2 separate regions of the Homo sapiens genome follow, and region 2 is linked to region 1. The links are chromatin loops, found by intact Hi-C in ENCODE. Cell type or tissue: MCF 10A. All regions are shown on one strand. Links, peaks and the distances in the headings refer to the core of each region. The heading gives the core; the rest is flanking DNA.

Region 1 (8,349 bases), core at 108-8,107:
ACTAAAGCAATCCTCCCACCTCTGCTTCCCGAGTAGCTTGGACCACAGGCGTGCACCACTATGCCTGGCTAATTTTTTTGTATTTTTTATAGAGACAGAGTTTCGCCGTGTTGCCCAGGCTAGTCTCGAACTCCTGAGCTCAAGTGATCTGCCTGCCTCTGCCTCCCAAAGTGCTGGGTTTACAGGCGTGAGCTACCGCCCTCAGCCCTTATCCTATGCTCTTAACCACAAATTACACTCCACATAGTTCCTGACTCATACTACTTGCTAGGTAATATTAATGGCGGTCTATGCTTAATTGCTGATAGCTTTCTGATGAAGTCATTTTGGGTAGATTCATCCTGCTCTATCTTTAATTGTGTTGAACTAAAATCAAAAGCAGGTATTTTCCCCCCTGCCCGGTCCCCACAGGCAAATTCTTCTAAAAGAGCACAGATTATATTGTTGATCCAGCCATTCATCATTTTCATCCATGTCGTCATCAGATATTTACTGAATGCTTTGTAGTAGACACTGTGATTGAATCTAAAATATCCTTTCTACCTCTAGAGAATTAGGATTTTTAGCCAATGATGATAAATCTGCTCTCCCTTGTCACAGATTGGTTGAGGGGTGGGCCGACCCTAGCCTGTTTGGGCCAATGAGAGGTGAGTACAGGGCTGTCAGGATCTTCTGGGAAGAAGCCCTACCTCCACCGCCCTCAAGCTGGTCTCTCCATCTTGCAGCCCGAGGGAGGCCTGATGTGGCGTGAGGCTGTGGTCTGCAGAGTGGAAGGCTCCAAGAACCTGGTTTGGAGTCTCACCTTCTGTGTCTCCAGTTAATACGAGGTACAGCTTTCCTTTTTTTCATTGCTTAGGCTGATTTGAGTGGAGTTTCTAGCACTTGCAGCCCAGTTTCAGAGATTCCTCCACGGTAAGTACCTGCCCAGGTGCCTCAGGGCGTCTCTCTCACCCTGGAGAGGCAGGTGCTCGGCAGCACCTGGGCCTGCTCGGTTATGGCTCTTGACAGGCACTCCTATTACCCATCTCCCGTGCTTGAATGTAGGCTCCCTGTGGACAAGGACACCTCCCAATTCATTTTGGGATCCCCAGGGCCAACCTCGCAGGATGCATGTGGTGGACAACTGCTGTAGATGAAGGGAACCGTTATGGGGGGTTGTGTGTGCGTTTCCTCTGAAAGAACTGAAGGTTCAGGGAGGGGATTTACATGTTTGCGTATCTACTCTCTGTGCCAGGTGTTTTACACATACGTAAATTCATTTCTTCCTTGTAGCAATCCCAAGAGCCAGCCACAGCAGCAATTCCATGTTTTATAGATAAAGAGCCTGAAGCTTTCATCTAGAGATGAAATAACACTTATTTAAGGTCCCACAACTAGTAAATGTGCTAGGAAATGCTTAAGAATAGAGCTTGAAAAAGCCCTTTAATGATTCTCTCTCTCTACAATTTTTGTAAGTATATCTATGTAAGATAGATGGGTAACATTTTCTTCAATTCTGGTTTATAGTGGCTTAGGGTCATTATTTCAGATATTGGTTTTCATCAATTAATTAAATTTTTTGATTAGCACAAAATTTCCCCCAGACTTTACTGAGGTATAATTGACAAAATTGTATATATTTAAGTTGTGCAACATGATGCTTTGATATATATATATATATAGTGAAATGATTACCACAATCGAGTTAGTGAATACATCCATCACTTCACAAAGTTACCTTTTTTTGTGTGGTAAAAAAGTAACTTTCTGATCTTTCTTGGCAGATTTCAAGTATACAATACAGCATAATTAGTTGTAGTCACCATGTTGTACATTGGATTGCCAGAACGTATCCATCTTATAGCTGACGGTGTGTATCCCTTCACCAGCACCTCCTGTTTCCCCTACGTCCTAGCCCCAGGAAACACCATTCTACTCTCTGTTTCTATGAGTCTGACTTTTTTTAGATCTCATAGATAAGTGTGACTATGTGGTATTTGTCTTTCTGTTCCTGGCTTATTTAGCATAATGTCCTCCAAGTTCATCCATGTTGTTGCAAATGACAGGATTTCTTTCTTTTTTATGACTGAATAGTATCCCATTGTGTGTGTGTGTGTGTGTGTGTGTGTGTGTATATATGTATTTCTTTTTTATGACTGAATAGTATCCCATTGTGTGTGTGTGTGTGTGTGCACACACACAAATGGGCAAAGAAATGTAGAGTGTATCCCACACAATGGGATACTAGTCAGTCATAAAAAAGAAAGAAATACACACACACACACACACACACACACACACACACACTACATTTCTTTGTCCATTTATCTGTCCAAAGACACTTAGATTGTTTCCCTGTCTTGGCAATTGTGAGTAATGCTGCAGTGAACATGGGAGTGCAGATGTCTCTTTGAGATACTGATTTTGTTTCCTTGAGGTGTATATCCAGAAGTGGGGCTGCTGGATCATATGGTAGTTCTATTTTCAATTTTTTGAGGAATCTCCCATAGCATTTCCTATAATGGCTGTACTCATCAAACATTAAGAGATATTATAGATATCTTGTAATTAGATGCTAATCAGTGTACTGAGTTCTGAGTGTACATGAGCAATACAAAAGTAGGCCTTGGCTTTCAAGCACACACATCTATGGTGTCACGAACTTGGCTTGAGTGTGTGTTGACCCTTACAGCCCCTGCTAACATCCTAGAATTTTGGATTTGGAGTGTAAACAGTAAAGTTGCACTCATTTTCTTTAAAGATAGAATGCTAAAAACTATTATCAGTGGATTTTAGTGTTCTGGTTAGTTGGCCCTTTGTTGATCTTCATTATAATTGAGATTTTTCAGCTTTTTTCCAGACAATTGAACATCATTGATGATGTTAATTACTGTCTTTGAGGCAGATTTCGGCCCACATACCCATAATTGGCAGGGCAAACAAAGAATCCTTTTAGGATTATATTTAATGCAGTGCTTTATTCCCATGTTATAGATACAGAGCAGAATCTCTTATAAAACACCTCACTCTCCAGAAACTTCAGTATGTTCTAGATAAATTTGTACTCAGGGTACAAAGTAATGCTGAGACGTTTTCCCTGTGCTCCTAAAGGCCAAAAGATGGATCTGGCTAGAGCAAGGAGTGCTTGTGAAAAATGTTTTGTTCAGCTCTGTACTGTATATTTTTTGATAAACTGTTTTTTTAAAATGAATTCTTGGGACACATCAACTATGAAAGAGGTTGCAGCACATCCAGCCTTTCACCTGAGTCCCTGGCAGTTTTGTATATGAGAGGTGGTATATTAGCTTTCTGGTTCCTGTTTGCAATTTGATAGTGCGTTTTTTGGACTCTTTGCCACAAAGAGGTATGTAATCTGTGGCCTACTGTATTTGAGTAGGAAGCAGCTAAACTGTTCATGGCCCCCGGTCACAAAGATGATGCCATGTTTGATCTGTTCCATCACCCTGCTCTGACACACTGTATTTTTAAAACTTGAGATATGATTCACCCTTTCAAAGTGTAATTCAGTGGTTTTTAGTATATTCACAAAGTTGCGCAACCATCACCATCATCTAATTCCGGAACATTTTCATCACTTGAAAAAGAAACCTTGTACCCATTGCCAGTCACTCCCCATTCCGCTGCTTCCCTTTGCTTTTGGTAGCCACTAATCTACTTTCTCTCCTATGGATCTGCCTATTTTGAACACCTCATATAAATGGAATCACACATTATGTGGTCTTTTGTGACTGATTTTTTCTATTTAGCAATGTTTTCAAGGATCATCCGTGTCGTTGCATTTAATAGTACCTTATTCTTATTCATGGCTAAATAATATTCTATTGTATGCAGAGGCCACATTTTATTTATCCATTCATCAATTGATGAACATTTGGGTTGTTTTCACCTTTGACTATTGTGACTACAGTAATTCCCCCTCTATTTATGGGGGATACATCCCAAGACCCCCAGTGGATTCCTGAAACTGCAGATAGTACCAAACCCCATTGTGATAGTCTGTCTGGTAACCAAGATGGCTACTAACTGACTAATGGGTGAGTAGTGTATGTATAGCATGGATACACTGGACAAAGGGATGACTCATGTCCTGGACAGGACAGTGGGATTTCATCATGCTACTCAGAATGGTGCATGATGTCAAACTTTCAAATTGTTTATTTCTGGAATTTTAATATTTTCAGACTCTGTGGGTAACTGAAACTGTGAAAAGTGAAACCACAGATGAGGGGGACTACTGCAGTGCTGTTATGAACATTCATGCACAAGTTTTTGTGTGATTATATGTTTTCAGTTCTCTTGGGTATATATCTAGGAGTGGATTGCTGGATTATATGGTAACTCTGTGTTTAACTTTTTGAGGAAATGTTTTCTATGGTGGATGTACCATTTATATTCCCAGTAATGTATAGGGGTTCCAGTTTCTTAGTATTCTTGCCAATACTTGTTATCGTTCATCTTTTTACTTATAAATTTCCTAGTGGATGGTGACCCACTATATTTTGCTGGAAGAAATGTATAATCATCATATTTTCACATTTTCAGCCTTAAAGGCCTATTCAATACAAAAATAATCATTTTCTCTAAATCTTTATCTTTTACCTATTGAAGGCTATCATTGGAATAATTCAGTTATGTTATTTACTTGAACTTATAGGCTAATCATTGAAAATTCTTAATTATGACTTGAACTTTTGCCAGCTCTGAGGTGGATTTTATTGAAAATTTCAACCACATCTAAAAAAACTCATTATTTAGATGAAATTTAAAAATTATTTTAAATCACTTGACTATGTTCCCTTGCCCCAGACTATTTCCAGTGCCTCAGACAGTTAAATAATGTTATTGAAACAACTACAAACACAAGATTTTCAAAGTCATTACTAAACATTGCAGAAGAAATATTTGCTTCCTTGCTTTATAAGTCACCGTGGCCAGTGCCTTTGAAGATATTTTCAAATTGTTTACTGGCATTGTGCATTAAACTCTTTCTTCAGAGTAGGCTCTGTGAGCCAGAAAAATAGTAACCTTTTTCTTTGTTAATACTAAAATTTATGTTGACCGTATGATTCACAAACTTTTGACATTATGTTATCTCCTTGTGGTGGTTACATTATCCCTTTGAAGACAGATATTAATATTCTTCTTGTATATATGAAAAATATACTCAGAAAGATTAACAATTGCCCAAGGATTCACAACTAATAAGTTGCTCATGTAGGCTTTCGATTTCATTTCTCTTGATTTTTTTCCCTCACAGCTGTGAACCCCGTATATCTGAGACAGGTCTCAGTTAATTTAGAAAGATTTTTTTGCCAAGGCCTGTCATGACACAGCCTCAGCAGGTCCTGACCACATATGCCCAAGGTGGTCAGAATACAGTTTGGTTTTATACATTTTAGGGAGACATGAGACATCGATAAACACATGTAAGATGAACATTGGTTCAGTCTGGAAAAGGTGGGACAACTCCAAGTGGGGAGGGGGCTTCCAGGTCATAGGTAGATAAGAGACAAATGGTTGCATTCTTTTGAGTTTCTGATTAGCCTCTCCAAAGGAGGCAATCAGATATGCATTTATCTCTGTGAGCAGAGAGATGACTGATTAGAATGAGAGGCAGGTTTGCCCTAAGCAGTTCCCAGCTTGACTTTTCCCTTTAGCTTAGTGATTTTGGGGCCCCAATATTTATTTTCCTTTCTCACAGAACTCTCTTCTAAATGTAGAATGTTCTCTTAACAAATATAAAAATGATGATATTAATACAATTCTCAATAGTTGCTCTTACTGCTTTAGTGATATGAGAAAACAAAAATTTAACTTAAAGTCTCAGTAACATCTGCATTTACAAGTCTCTGGTCTACCAAAACACCCATTCACTTAGAATAGTGCTAGGCCCTGGAGAAACAGCTGGGTCAAGACATGGCCCTGGCTGGGTGTTGTGGCTCACACCTAGCACTTTCGGAGGCTGAGGTGGGTGGATTGCTTGAGCCCAGGAGTTCAAGACCAGCCTGGGCAATTAAACCTTGTCTCTACAAAAATTAGCTGTGAGTGGTGGCATGCACCTGTAGTCCCAGCTACTTGGGAGGCAGAGGCAGGAGGATCATTTGAGCCCAGGAGGTGGAGGTTGCAGTGAGCTGAAATTGTGCTATGGCACTCCAGCCTGGGTGACAGAGTGAGACCCTGCCTCAAAAAAAAAAAAAAAGTATATGGCCCTGTTGGTGAGAAGATCTCACTTTAGGGAGTGTAGACAAATCAATTGACTGTAATGTGTGTGCTGGATGCTGTAAAAGAGATGTGTCTTGTGGTATACAGGGGAGGGGATGGGCCCTGGAAAAGCCTTCCCTAAGATGATGTGTATGAAAGAACCAGATCAGAGAATGGCAGTTCAGGTAGAGGTAGCTCTATGAGCTGAATGGTATGGAGGACCAGAGGAGATGTCGACTGGAAATTTCAAGTGGTCTCAATGATGCAAACTTGGGGTGTATTTGCATATATTGAGTTAAAAGTTTGTGTTGGGGAAGATGGAACAGAAAATAGGCCTAAAGAGGTAAGTTAAGACTAATTTGAGAAGGGCCTTGCCAAATGTCTTTGGTTTTCTATTCAATCTATGGAAAAGCATCAGAGGCTTTTGAATGGGAGACCTGCATGATCAGATCTGATTTAGAAAGAAAATGGAAAGCGGTGGTGAGGATGGTTTGTGGTGCAGTGAGAAAACAATCAGGACAATCAGTTGAAGGTTTTTGCTGTGACTCAGGTGAGGAATAATAAGGACCTGTATGGCAGAGCTAGTGGTACTTTAAAAAAAAGACAGGTATTCCAGGTTTTTTAGTTGGCAAGTAGAATTTTCATATGTTAGTGATGGTCACAGTTTGTAACCTGAGAATGTTTATTTGAGCTATTTTCTAGTTCTTAATGTTCTTTACTAAAGAAGGACATCTAAGTCTGTGACTTACTGATTTTTTTCTAAAGGCAGTATTTGTTGGCTCACGGAAGTTGCAGATTGCCTTACAGAGAACTCTGATTCTGCAAGTTTGAGGGTTTTTTGCATTTGTTTTTAAACTTCAAATTTATTGAGACCTAATTTACATACAGTAAAATTCACCCTATTTAGTGTAGAGTTCACAGTTTTGACAAACATATATCGTCAAGTATGTAACTACCACCACAATCAAGGTATCAACCTATAAAGTTCTTTCCTGTGCCTTTGTAGTCAGCTGCCTCCTCTAACCCCCAGCACCTGGCAACCACTGATGTGATTTCTGTTCCTATGGATTTGCCCTTATTTACATAATATCACATAGATGGAATCATACAGTATGAAACCTTTTGTGTCTGACTTCTTTCACTTAGCATAGTACTTATGAGATTCATTCATGTTAATGCATGTACCAATTATTCACGTTGACTGCTGAGTAGTATTTCCTTGTAGGAATATACCACAAATTATTTATCTTTTCATTTGTTGATGGATGTTTTTATTGTGTCCACTTTTTAACTGTTGTAAGTAAAGCTGCTGTGAACATTCATGTACAAATGAACACATCTTTACATGGACATATAATACTTTTGGGTTAGTACCTAGAGGTTGAAAGTCTAGATTATATGGGAGATGTATATTTAACTTTTTACGAAACCACCATACTGTTTGTCATAGCAGTTGTACCATTGTAGATTCTCATCAGTAGTGTATCAGAGTTCCCCTTCCTCCACATCTTCACCAACACTTGGTATGGTCAGTCTTTTAAATTTAGCGTTGTAATAGGTACATAGTGATATCTCATTGGGTTTAGTTTGTATTTCTCTAATGACTAATAATGATCATCTTTTTATGTGTCTATTCTCTATCTGCATTTCTTCTTGGTGAAGAATCTATTTAAATATTTTGCCCATTTTTGTGGGGTGAGGATTTTTTTTTCTTATTTTTGAGCTTTGAGAGTTCTTTACATATTCCAGACACACAAGGTTTTTTTTTTTTTTTTTAAATCAGGTTTATGCTTTGCAAAGATTTTTCTCACAATTTTTGGCTTGTCTTTTCATTCCCATAAAATTGTCTTTTGAAGAGTAGATATTTTAAATTTTGATGAAGTCCAGTTTATCAATTTTTTAAATGAATTATGTTTTTAGGGTCATGTCTAAGCAATTTTTGCCTAACCCAAGGTCACAAAGATTTTCTCCATTGGTTTATTCACCAGTTTTATAGTTTTAGATTTTACATTCACGTCTTTTTTCCATTTTGAGTTAATTTTTGTATATGATGTGACCTATGGATCCAAGTTCATTTTTAAAAACATACTTAGCTAATTCTCACAGCACATTTGGTTAAAAAAAGGTTATTCTTTATTGCATTGCCTT
Region 2 (8,349 bases), core at 1-8,000, 130 kb after region 1:
TTTAAATCCTTATCTTATAAAAACACCAAATCTGCATTCACATCTATTTGTCTTACATTCGATAATCTATAAAGAAAATGTCAAAGAACCAACTTTGTTATACCATTCCCTACCCTAATTACTTCCCTCATCAAATTGACGGGTTAAAAGGATTGTGGAATTTTAGAAACACACACACAGGTGTTTTGAAAACAATTCAAACACAGTTGTAAAGAAAGTATTTTTGACTCCAAAGTACCTAGTTGGAGGCCATGGACTGTCTCCCTTAGCATTAGAAACTAGGTCTTTGGACTTTTAGTTGAGTATTTTTCTTCTGTTTCTACTACTGAATATCTAAATCAAATTCTTTGGAAGGGATGGTTAAAAAAATAAAAAAGCAAAATCTGCAATTTAAATAGTCTTAAAATTAAGGAAGCTCTTATCCTCAATAATTATAAAAGAAAACATTAAAACGATAACATAAAGTAAAACAGTGTCCATAACAAACTGGTAGAGCTTTAGTGTTCAGCATGTGACAATCATAAGGTCATAAGTCACAGCACTGCCCCAACCAGCATGAAATAATAAATCATGTAGTGAATTGTATCATTTCATAATAGCTTTCAAAATTTGGCTATCAAATATACTTTCATAATAGCCACAGCTAAATATTATGGACAGTTATGAAATCAACTAGAATAAAGGCTAATTTTATTGTAAAAAGAAATAGTAAGTTAACACTTTTTGCAACAAACTATGTCTTAAACACTGCATACTTATTGAACTCTCAAATTATTAGTTACAAAAATAAAAATTCAAGGTAAGATAATGCGTAAACATTTACAACTAATCATATCATTAAAACTTTTTTCCCCTTATATATATTTTTGGTGCCCTACAGTGAGAATGAAAAAAAAATTATAAAACAACAGGTACTTTCACTGAACTTGCTGCATTATAGACAGGATTAATGTTGTTGAAACTTGCTAAAAAGAAAAAATATTTAAAAGCACTCGAAATTAATACTTGGGTTACTCTGAAAAAGCATGTTTAAGCATGCAGCTCTATTGGGATGTAATTAATATTTAAATTGGACAAGTGATAAAATTCGGGGATAACACACTTTCATTCAAAATACTGAATTTAAGGAATGTATTGCAATATAAATGGTTTAAGTGACTGTCTAGCACTTGCAGAACCCCATAATTTATTCTGCATATTATGAAAAATTAATTTTCTCAATATTCCAGCAGAAAAATACATAACCCATAGAAATATATTACCAAAGAAAAGGGTTGCTCTCCAGTCAGTTGACAATGGCTGTAAAAGGGCACTATGATATATGAAATGATTATATCAACATTAAGACATTAGGTCGACTACATTCAAGTCATTAGATTTTCATTTATTAAACAGCAGCTTAAATAAAAATGAGAAAAATATGAACTTAATCTTAGCTAAAATAATCTTCAAGTAAAATGTGCATTTTATCCTTTTTTGATAATAAAGCATAGTAAGAAACAACATAACTCAAAAATTAGTATTATATAGCCATGGTCAGTTTTAGATTTCTACCTGAAATAAAAGAAATTAAATTGTAATTCTGATTGATGCATTCCCTTGTACCTATAGTCCTAAATTTTTCTTTTCTTAAACCTCTAATTCATGACAGTTGATCCAAACTGTTAGTTTTCAGAACTGATCTGGATATTCCTAAACTTATCTATAGCATCCCACATCTCTGTTGCTCCTCCCTCTTCACCCTCCACCCCCAATTAATTCATGAACTCCACTGGAAATTCTGTATTTAGAGACATTTACAACAGTATTGAGCACTAAGGAAAGCAACCTGTCACAATTAGGTGTCTGGGGGTTAAAACCACTGTCTACAAATAATTTTGAACTGCAATAAAATTCTATTTCTTTCTTAATATGTAAAATGAACAAAAATCACCATCACAAGTCACACCCTAATCTAGTTTAGCATAGAAATGATCACACATAATTCAACAGGGAAAGGAACACTTAGTAGACCTTTTCTTTTTTAAAATTGAAATTCTCAATAGGAATATTTTATTTACTTGAAAAATACAAAACCCAAGTATTAATAGAATATGCCAGAAGAAAATAAGAGCAGTCGGCTCTCTGAAGCTGCAGAAATAAGGACAGCATGGGCTTTTAAAAATCCTTTCTAAAGGTCAATATGTAATGGATTTTTTTTTGTAGTTATAGCTTAATTCAACAAAATTTTCTTGAAAACTCTTTATGCAACAGGAATCATCAATGTATATTTTCCATGACTCAGAAATATGAAAACAAGTGCCCATTAATCTGGCAAATACCTGTAAATATTGCATTACACAATTACTCTTGATGAAAATATTACCAGGATGTCCTCAGAAGGGTAAATGCTATTCAGCACAAACCTATTTTGCTTATTTAATTTGCCCACCTAAGTACTAGTACACAATGAGAACCCACTGCTCATTAAAATTAGGAATAATCATTAAAGTAAAAAAGAATGTGCTTTAAGAACTAAGCCTAAGCCTCAGACCTTGTCTAAGCTTAATGTAAATTAAGATTTCCTGGGCTGTTTCAGTCACCTGCAGGCCAGAGTAGACTAAGATTTATGTAACTAACCAATTAATGCAGATGTTCCGACTTTCACATTAGGCAGTCACATTAAAGTAAACCCTTTTGATCCAATCTTTCCTTCACTAAATCTCAAAAGGCCCCTAAAGTGATCTCTACCCACATATCCATTTCACTATTAATACAATTTGCATTTAACCTACATTTATGCAAGGTATATTTCAGAATAAGTCTTTCATAAAATGTATAAACATTAAATAAGTAGCAAAAGTGGTCAGACTAAAATACATGTAACACAAATAGACAAGACCAAAATAACATATGAATTATGTTACCAATTATAAAAATACAAGGGGACTAGCCATAGAAACATCGTAAGTAATTTCAATAAAATCTGACCACATGCTAGTCACATATTTCTGCATTAGTCATTTCACACTAAAATGACACACCTGAATACACAGTGTGTTTTAAAAACTTTTTTTACTAATCATGTAGCCATAACAAGTTACAGATTTAAAAAATAAGATTCTCATCATAAAGCTAAAAATAAGTGAAAATATATTTAAAAAGAAATCTCCTTTAACATTCAGAAATCACTTTACATAAATGAGTACCAGAAATATTAAGCTTAAAAAACACTGAAACACCCATTGCCAGAATCTTTAGAAGGAAAAGAAAAAGAAAAAAGGTAGGAAGTAAAGAAAGTATCCATGGGGGTGAGGGTAAATCACAGTCAAAACAAATCTCTTCTCTTCGTATTTCCTCTTTTTCTGAGAAAACATTCAACATGATGTTAGCAGAATTTGCTTCATTCATTCTGTATTTGTACAGGTCTTCAATTTCATTACTTTTATAAAACCAGATACAGATGCGATTACTAATGAGACATTAAAATCTACATAAATTTTAGTAGCTTCATTAAGTGCCAATCATCACTTAATTTTAGACTCTGCCGAAAACTGAATTTACAAGTTCATCCTACATCATTCATTCTCTCCAATAATCCCTCCCTTCAGGATACGAACAATTTTTTAACACTAAAATTTCAACATAATCCCAATAAAAGCTCTAATACCACCTAAAACCATTTCTGTTCTCTACCTCTGTCATTAATGCTTAAATGAAACAAGGCTGAAAATCAAATAATGCAGAAATGTGCCTTCGTCAATAAGTTTATGCTAAATGTACTGAACTTCAGTATTTTTAAAAGCATATTAAGTTAGAATGACTAGTTTGTTTTACTTAAAGAATAGATTTTGAGAATAAGGTTTCTCTTGTTTTACTATAAATGAACTTAGAAAATGCTTTACTAAGCTCAATCATAATATTCATAATTTTACAATTTTATGTGATAATTCAATGTTGTGGTGGAAGGAAGGAATTGCCTCTTCCCACCCCCAGAGAATAAAGTGAGGATTTTTTTTTAAGTATTCTGATAAAAACAATTTTAGGTGGCATTTTAAAAAGTCAAATTGCAATTTATAACTTTTTTTAATTTAAAAGGAATTCAAGTTATTAGTGGCATTTAATATTTTTCTTCGTAAAGTCAGAAGGTCAGTATTCAAGTTGTGGTCTCAATGTGTTGATTATTTGCTGATCACTCAGGGTCACTGGTCATAGCAAATGTTTGGCTACAGTCATGTAACATATAGAGAAGAGAAAGCAACTAATTTTAGCTATATCAGGGCTGTTGTTTGGAAACAATAGACTAATTCAATGATGGTTTAAAAGAAACACTGTTTCAATTTATTTGGATGAAGCTTTGTTTTGGGTAATCATAGTTCCCAGTGCTAAGTTAATGCCATAAGGTATAAAATCTTCAAATATTAACAAAATACCCTGTATAAAGTATTATACCTTCTTGTTAGGACACAGACTACTGATTATATTTCCCAATCACAGATTGGCATAAAAATAATAATTTCATTTGATATTAAAGAACTTCTAAAGAGCCGCATCATCATTGCCTTGCCTACTACCTCCATAAGGTTATGGGACCCAAATTAAAAATACGTAAAGATACTTTATGTCATGAAGTACTATAAAAGTTAAAGCATTAAAATCACCTTTAGTGATTTAAGAGTAACTATGTTCATCTACTTATACTCTATATCCCAGATTTTATAGGGTTTAAAAGTTCATAGCAAATGGAAAATAAGTTTTGTCCCTTGCCTTTTCTTTATAGTAAGGAAAATGAAAACCATGCCATGATGATTATCAGGGCAAAATCCATTAATAATCCCCAAGAGTTTCCTAAGATGTTTTATTTTTCTTTGTATAATTACATGTTTTATAAATCAATTTAAGAGTTTCCTACAGATAGCTTAGTCAAATCAACCGTACTTAACTCTTTTAAGAAAACCAAGTATGCGAATTCTATTGCCAAAAATTTGCAATTGAAAATTTTAAAACACAGCATGTCTTTTAGCATTTAAAACACAACAGCTTATGCAATAATAAAGATCTCAAATCTCCTTACTGAAAAGATTTTAAACCTTCAACTCAGGTTGAAGTAGTGTTCTTCTAAATAAAGGATAATTATTTAAACAATAGATTAGGAGGTAGTTCACATTAAGACATGTAAGAACCAAGGTTTTTTGGTTTTTTTTTTTTTTTTTTTGACAACTAAGCCTTTTAGAAGAACAGAACATAGCCTAAATCTAATTCTAAATTATTTCCCTAACAAGAAAAGCTTCTTAAGTACAGAGGAAAGAAAAGAGACATCCTCCAGGTTAGGATAGCTTTCACAGAAAAAGGATTTTCAAAAATCTGAATAACTAGTTAATGGGAACGATGAATATCACTAACATTTAAGAAAAAACTTCAATAGTTACATACAAATAAATCACTGTCTACCATGTCTTCTTTTAAAAAAACCCGCTGATTAATCAATCTTGTGTCACTACAATCCACATTTTTATATTTTCCTTCACAACTAAAATGGATATAAAACCTAGCATTTATCTGAATTGGGGATGAGGTTACGGGGTAGAGAAATTCACCCCTACCAACACGTATATCTACATTTAGAACTTTTTTCTGATAATTCCATTTTCTGACCTTTTTGGGTCAGACAAAAATATCAGTATGCTTATAAACGACTGAGTAAAAAAAAGAGAAAAATCAAACGAAAGCTGAAAATTGAAGCTTAACAATTTTGGCCATCAGTTATCTACTTGAGAACTTGCAGGAACATTTGAACGTAAAATTTTGTTTTGCACCATGTTGACACCAATTCCTCTCTTAAAGAGATTGATCAGCAGACATAACTTGTCTACTTTATGGCAAGAACCCTGTGAGCAAGACCTGTGTCTAATACTATGGTCTGGTACACTGTTCACTGCATTGCTTTAGCAACTTCAAAACTCAAATTCTTTAACAGAAGATTCAGTTTGAAGAATAGGGCTCTTTGTTAGTACTTCTGCTTTTAACTCTTTAATCTCAAGCTAACACTTAACGAATTTACAAATAAGGCAGCACAACTTTTGACTATGTAAGTAAGGGTATCATTTATTGTAATATAAGAACATATTCTAAAACAGCTGAATGACCATGCACAACACAATATGATATTATGAGACATTATACTCTCCTGAATTTATATAATTTTTCGTTAAGATATCTGTTAATGAGCAACATTATTTTAAAAATGTTAAATAAAATCCTCACCGTTGGCCAATGGGATACTGAAAACCACTATTTAAGGAAAAAACCTGAAATGGTTACGTACAGATGTCACTTAGGTTGTCTACCTTTCCTACTTTCAAAAGGCCACTTAAACTTATTCATATAAAAAAGCACATGAATCTTTAGAGAACACATATAAATCAATGAAGATTTACATCTATTAATCTACCTTAAATGTACCATTCTTAAGAAACAGAAAAACACTGATCTTACCTTGAATAGCCATTAGAAAAAACTGTTCGACCAGGGAAGTTCAGAGTCCCCAGAGAAGTCAAGTTGTCATCTCCAGATCCTTGGCACCTATTCCAATTTTCGGAACCAACGGGAATTGGTGGAATGACATTAAAAATAGGCTTCTGATCCTGCTGTTGAGAAAGGGATGCTGTATTCATGTCATAGTGGTACATCTGTCCTCCAGAGGTACTCACACCATGAACAGAAATGGCAGACATTTTATTACCAATTATATTTGCTCCAGGAAAGCTTGCCTGACAGTAAACTGTGCCCAGTTTCTCTTGCTTAATTACCCCAGGGGTGCAGAGTTCGATGAAATCTTCTTTTTCTGTTTTCACTTGGGGCAGTGTTACATTACTGGGGCTTGACAAAACCAGATCTCCATTATCCTTAATTTTGGGTTTAGTGTCCGGTAAAATGAGAGGCTTGCAGTCCTCATTCGAGTTTCCTTCCAAAAGGAATGAATCGTCTTCTCCCGCCAGAGGAGAAAGCAAACAGTTTTCATCTATCAACAGGTCTGATCTCCAAGGACTCTCATTCGTCTCTTTACCTGGGGACCCAGAAGAAAACTCCAAATCCTGCAAAATGTCAAAGGTGCTTTGGTCTGTGGTATACAATTTCACATTGCCACCGTTGGTGCCAGTCTGGCCCTTCAAATGTTGCTGTTCTGAAGATACATCAGAGTGAGTTTTTGGAAACTCCTTCTCTGTGGGGGCAGCAGACACAGCAGTGGATGCTGAACTCTTGGGGTTCTCTGGAACACTGGTCGACCTATTGAGGTTTGCAATGCTTTCTTCCAAAAGCTTTAAGTCTGTTTCCCCCGAGGAAAGGCTGATTTGGCCCTGCTGTGGGAATCCCAGGTCATTTCCCATCACTTTTGTTTCTGTCTCTCCCATATACAGTCCCATTGAGAGTGAAACTGCTTTGGACAGATCTGGCTGCTGCGCATTGCTTACTGAGCCTTTTGGAAAATCAACCAAAAGTCTTCGCTGCTTGGAGTCTGATTGAGAAGCGACAGCCAGTGAGGGTGAAGACGCAGAAACCTTCACAGTAGCTCCTCCTCTTAGGGTTTTATAGAAGTCCATCACATCTCCCCTCTCCTGAGCAAGCACACTGCTGGGGTTTTCTTCTCTACCAGGAGTTAATGATTCTTTGGAGTCCATCAGTGAATATCAACTACAAAACAAAAAACAAAAACGGGGGGAAAACATCATAAGCTCTAAAGTCACATTATCTTCCTGATCCGATTAGTAAGAGGCAGCTTGTTAAATGAACCTTTTAGTTAACTCCGAATCAAATTCTTTGTTACCAGAAGAGTAGTTTCTATCTTCCAGAATAAAAAGCCATGTCCCCTGCTCCCATTCAGCATGCCACATTTAAAAGTACAATGCAATCCATTTGCACAGCTGAGGGCAAAAGTGTATCGAACTAAGCTTGGCTATTCATCCTGCCGCTCACTGAACGTGTAGCTTTGTTAATCACAGACATTATAATTCATTACATCTGATTATTCTGAAGGTTCAAGTTGATGTCAAAGTATTTAATTTCAAAAAAAGGAAGTGTGATCATTAAAATTCCTACCTCTTTTCAATCACGGCTGTTTGCTTTTCTGAGAACCAATACATATAACATTTGATAAATACTATGCTAGAATTCTCAATCCCTAATTACTTCCAAATTTCCCTCCTACCAGCTAGTCACACATCCAAACCTTTGAGTACAACCAACTGGTGAACCATGCACGTTTTCTTTGAAAAATAAACAATGCTGATCTGCTTATCTTCCGACAGGCTGGGAAAAGGCTTTTTAACCCATACTTCTGACTGGATGTGCCTACCTCCAAATTTTGGATAT

What was found. A loop is a pair of places that touch in the nucleus more often than their neighbours do. Peaks named below come from ENCODE experiments on the same cell type or tissue, not always from the same donor. Only the 100,000 strongest peaks of a DNase experiment are listed, where the experiment ranks them.
Region 2: a loop joins it to region 1, with 5 times the contacts of the local background. A loop is called at or near these places in 2 of 110 quality-filtered maps.

What each region holds. Positions count from the first base shown.
Region 1 is chr5:143,258,467-143,266,815 of GRCh38, forward strand. No RefSeq gene overlaps it. Among named protein-coding and RNA genes, the nearest start is that of ARHGAP26-IT1, 70 kb to the left of the region's middle. In MCF 10A, for the core only: no CTCF peak of the experiment used is centred there; DNase peaks (open chromatin) are centred at 3,505 and 4,085.
Region 2 is chr5:143,393,182-143,401,530 of GRCh38, forward strand. It overlaps NR3C1 (nuclear receptor subfamily 3 group C member 1), which reads right to left. Exons shown (of 9, transcript NM_000176.3): 2 at 6,475-7,671. The coding sequence starts at 7,658. Among named protein-coding and RNA genes, the nearest start is that of NR3C1, 6.3 kb to the right of the region's middle. RefSeq lists a silencer at 5,854-5,923 and an enhancer at 7,362-7,481. In MCF 10A, for the core only: no CTCF peak of the experiment used is centred there; DNase peaks (open chromatin) are centred at 4,320, 5,910, 6,630 and 7,480.